2 separate regions of the Homo sapiens genome follow, and region 1 is linked to region 2. A link is a loop called in an ENCODE intact Hi-C map of the cell type or tissue named here. Cell type or tissue: endothelial cell of umbilical vein. All regions are shown on one strand.

Region 1 (2,500 bases), 51 kb after region 2:
TCAGGTCAACTCTACCCACTAAACTTATTGTTAATCCATCCCCACATCACTATCCTGCTACCACACCATGCTAATAATCCACCATCGCCTCTCACAACTGCTGCAATAGCTTCTTCATTGGTCACTTCATGCCCCTTCTTCCTACCTAGTGTCTATTCTTCAAACAAGCAGTCAAGATAGTTGTTCAAATGTTAAAATCCATCTGTTTCACTCGCCTATCTAAAGCCCTCCAATAGTCACCAATTAGATCAAAGTCAAACTCCTTAGTATGTTCTACAAGACTTTTCATCACACGGCATTTTAGCAGCATCATTTCCTTCAGTGAGTCCCCTAATTTATTGAGTTCTATATAATTGGCATCTATTCTGTCTTCTGAATAGGCCAAGCTCTCATACCAACTGAGGCTATTGTGATAACTATTTGTCCTTTCTAGATATTCTCAGACCTTCAAATATCTGGTTGTTTTTCGTTTCTTAGATCACAAAGCAAATGCTACCTTCCCAGAGATGATTTCTCTCATTAAAATGCCCCTCTCCATTCCTGGTCACTCTGTCTCACTATTTTATTTCCATAAAACCCTAACCAGTGTTCAAATTTTAGATGTTTGTATATAATTTTATATTCTACATCTGCCATCCCCTATACTCTAAATATTGAGTTTCATAAGGGAAAGAAACTCACCTGCATTGTATACATCTGTGTTCCAGGACTAGTAGAGGTCCTGGCACATGGCAGATAATCAATAAATATTTGTTGAATTAGCACATGAACTTTTTCCTTTTCCTTTTTCTTCCTCATTTTGAGCACTAAGAGTCCCTCTAAGTTGTTAAATGATAAAATTAGAAACCAAATAGCTCTTATACTCCTTTGCTTCCTTAAAAAAGTAATTAATTAGCCCTTTGGAACAGAATCAACTATAATTATAGTATTTTCATAATTCAGAAGAATCTTGGAATGAATTCATTTGAGTAGTACAGGTCCTAGTAGATAAATCTATTATAGTCTTTACTGGTTAGAACCAAGGTATCTGGGATGAAGATATCAATCTTGAGTACATTATTTCTGGCAGATAGGAAGCCCTTGCTTTGAATAAGTTGGCACAGTGGCAGCAACTGTTTTATAGAAGGGCTGGTATCTGAGATGTCACTAAAGCTTATCAGCTATCAAGCAGTAGATGCAAAAGCATTCTTCACACGGAACTAATCAGCTTCACTGAAAGCGAATTAACAAGAAAACACTGCTTGTTAAAATTAGAAAACAATGTATCACTGTCTATTAAAAATCTAAGGAAAAATACACACAGAATCACTCACCCACAATCTTTTCACTCAGAGAAATTCACTGTGTACGACCTTCCAGAATTTTTTTCTATGCACATAAATGTTTTGGGTTTGTCTACTAAGGTGGAATTATACTGACACTGCTGAGGACTTTGTTTAACCTATGATGTCATCAATTTATTTCCTTGTCGATAAATATTTTTCACAGAAAACATTCCATTGTGATGAACAACTTTGTAGCTAATCTCACCACATCTTTATTTCCTTCAAATACATTACTGAAGTGTAATTATCAGTTCAAAGGTTGTTATTTTAAAAATATTTTGTTTTTAATGCATGTTGATAAACTGACTTCTAGAAAGGTTGTGTAGATTTACACTCCCTGATATCAACGTAAGTGACCCCTTCCCCAGATGCCTCTCAAACCTTTTGGAGTGGTTTGATTTGTGTGCTTCTACTTCCATCCATGTGCTTCAACAACTGACAGAGTCATGTCATCACCACTATGATCAATCTCGCATTGAGTTCTTCACAGAAGGAAGGTGGGGAGCGGTGTGTTTTAAGGTCCTACTCGTTCGTGTAGAACAGCTAATCTGGCCTGTCTAGGAAAGTTGTAAATAGAATTCTGGTAGGGCTGGAATCAGCTGTCAGAGCTATGCCCTGAATTTCAAAAGTGGGTAGTAATTTCCATAAATATGCCACTTCAAACACATGCACTGAAGGGAGTCCAGCATTTCACCTTCCCAAAGAAAGGAAACAAAATTGTGCATAATTTAATACCCAAGAAACTTGGGGCAAAGCACACAAAAAACGGGAAGTCTACTGGACATTAAAGATCCCAAAGCATTTTACAAAGATTGGATCTTTTCCTATGGATAAGAGTCATTTATAACAAATGAATGAATCCAGAAGGCTTTTCCTGAACAGTTGCCATGAACGAAAATGTTCTATTGTAAGTAATCAATAGTGAGAGCCCTGGCCTTTTATTTAGGTGGTGGTGATTTCACCAATAATTCTAGGAACTTTCTCATGTGAGTACAATAGATTCTCAGACTGTTCATGTGTTCAATCATTTGTTTGGCTGAGTGACATAACATGCCAGGCATTGTGTTATACGCTATGGGCAATGATAGTACATAATCCCTTATCCTTGACAAATTTGGCCTAATAGAGAATAAACCAACAATGATAATACAGTGGGTTCCAAACTTGGCTGCACA
Region 2 (2,500 bases):
CCTCAAGTGATCTACCCACCTCAGCCTCCCAAAGTGCTGGGATTACAGGTGTGGGCCACTGTGCCCGGCCTGTAATTATAGAATATTTGATGTGGGAGCGAATACAGGTGAAGATACTGAAAACCGTGTAGCTTTAAATATGTGCAAGAACTTCATTGTTTAGAGAAGCAAAGGGTAGTTGAAAGGATGCTGGGAATTAGAATTAAGACCCATGGGTGTATACCAGCTGTGTGACCTCAGGCAGGTCTCTTACCCTCTCTCAATCTCAGGAAACTGAATCAGAATATGATTCCTGTCCTATCTGCTGCATGGGATAACCTGAAGTCTTGGGGCTGTTGCCATTAGTAAAGCCCCTCATGACCATGAACTACCACAGCACCACTGATATCCTCCCCAGCTTTCCTCTCAGGTGGCTAACAGCAAAAGCAGTCTTGCTGAGGAGGCCACAGGGTGGACAGGAGTTGGTTGGGAGAAGGGACATGACGGATCTGGAGGAAGGCAGGCCACAGAGTCCCAAATAAGGCAGAGGAGAGATGGAAGGTGCCAGATGAGCAAAGAAAGGCAGCTGCTGGGAGGACGGGGAAGGGGAAGGGCAACTTTGTCTCTGTGGCGATTTAGCTTGGGCTCAGCACTGCTGGAAGACCCTGATGGCCTCACCTTGAGCTGACTGAGGAAGGAAGGGGGCCAGGCGTCCTTTCTAACACCCCAGTTCAGTTTTCTCCATGGAGTTGGGTTCCAGGATACCAGGATACTCTCCCATTCTCTGATTACACATGTCTCGGCATCTCTGGGCAAATGAGCCACCTGGCTCCCGGTTTAAGTAGCCAAGAAAGGTGGATATTTATTTTAGAAACCATGCTTGCAAACTTTATTTTTAAGGCTGTGACATAATATTTGGAGCTGCACTTCTAAGCTGTGGTGTTCTAAACAATTCAAAATGAATAGAGTCTCTACTTTTAACTTTTCTCCTGAAGTATAATCAAGGCTGTAGCTATAATAAAACACAGCTGTGGCAGCAGCAACAGCGGCAACCAAACTGTGTCACCAAAAGAAGCAGTAGCAGACAACCACTCTCATTCGGCACTTACTATGTGCCAAGCACGGTGCTAAATGCATTACCCCATGAGTCCAATCCACAAAACAATCCTGCAACATTTCTGTGATAATCTCCACGCAATGGGTTAGTTCATTTCACGTGAAGCAAAATTTTGCCATGTGCCCAAGTTGAGATAGCTAGAGGCGAGGGCTGCATTTGACCTCAGCTCAGGCTAACTTCAAAGCCCTTTGTTCTTTGCCCTGTGCTGTTCTATTGTGTAATGGAAATTTCTCATTTTTCTAAGGTGAGAATGTACTGAGTGTCCCCTCTCCAGGAGACAGGCAGTGGGGAGAAATATATTAGTAAAGCTGAAGGAATTTTAATACTTCCTTTTCAGTCTGAGTGTTAATGGGCTTTGAGTCCCACAGTGGCACTGACATCACCGGGCTGCTGGTACCCAAACATAATTTTTTTTTTTTTTAAATCTCCTAAACAGATGCAGGCAAATATTCATATTTGGCAAGTAGAAAGGGGCAGCAGATTTTTATTTTCCAGCTTCTAGGACATTTTTAGGTATAAAAGTAGGAAGTTTCCAGCCTTTCACTTACTTTTGGGGGGCTCTTCAGGGATTTGTGTGCCACAGAGCAAGAAGAGAAGGTGGGGGTTAATGGTAGTTTCTGGTGAACAGAACAAAATGATCACAGTGAACCCTGGAAGCAAAGTAACAGGCTGGGATCTAACACGGGAACAAATGAAGAAATAAACTAAAATTAGAAAGACATTAAGTGCCCTGATGATGATTTTTATGTAATTTCCCAACTACACAGTGCAACCTACAATATGAATTTCCCTGTTATTAAGCCAGTAAAATCCAGCAGTAGAACCAATGAGCACATCAATATAATTTGTGCACAAGCAAAGGTGATTCTAACTGAGGTTAAGTGCCTTTAGTCCAAAAGGTTTGTTTTAATCTAAGTTTAACAGTAAAGGGGAAATGAGAGAAACACAGAGCAACAAAATCCTCCCACAGAAGTATCTAAGTGTCCATACAAAGCACATTCATTCCATCCAATCGACCCATGGGGACGTTCATGTCTAAAGTATAAATTGGAATTTAGAGACTTTATGAAAAGCTGTTTTTAAGCTCAATATGCCCCAAATGAGAAGGTGTCAATGAGTGCTTAGGGACTTTTAAATTCAGAGATTATTCAATTGCTCTATTCTACAAATACACTTATGAAACTGTCATAGGAAAAAAATGCTGTGAAATAAACATTAAAAAGCATTCTCAAACAAAATCAAAGACATGTTTTGCCCATCACTCAAGGGCATGGGCACATAAACATAACCTCAAAGAGCAATACAAAGAGGCTCCCTGTGTGAATTCACGGCCAGTGGTTTTCAGAAAGAAAGGAGCTGGAATGAGGGGGTGGCAGCAACAGTACCTTCCATGGTGTTTCTGTT

The links. Peaks named below come from ENCODE experiments on the same cell type or tissue, not always from the same donor. Only the 100,000 strongest peaks of a DNase experiment are listed, where the experiment ranks them.
Region 1: a loop joins it to region 2, with 7 times the contacts of the local background. A loop is called at or near these places in 7 of 110 quality-filtered maps.

Annotation. Positions count from the first base shown.
Region 1 is chr3:25,457,207-25,459,706 of GRCh38, reverse strand. The region is part of intron 1 of RARB (retinoic acid receptor beta); the gene reads right to left. Among named protein-coding and RNA genes, the nearest start is that of RARB, 30 kb to the right of the region's middle. In endothelial cell of umbilical vein, no CTCF peak of the experiment used is centred here; DNase peaks (open chromatin) are centred at 1,456 and 2,456; H3K27ac peaks cover 2,043 bases.
Region 2 is chr3:25,507,912-25,510,411 of GRCh38, reverse strand. The region is part of intron 3 of RARB (retinoic acid receptor beta); the gene reads right to left. Among named protein-coding and RNA genes, the nearest start is that of RARB, 81 kb to the right of the region's middle. In endothelial cell of umbilical vein, no CTCF peak of the experiment used is centred here; DNase peaks (open chromatin) are centred at 341 and 1,361; H3K27ac peaks cover 2,500 bases.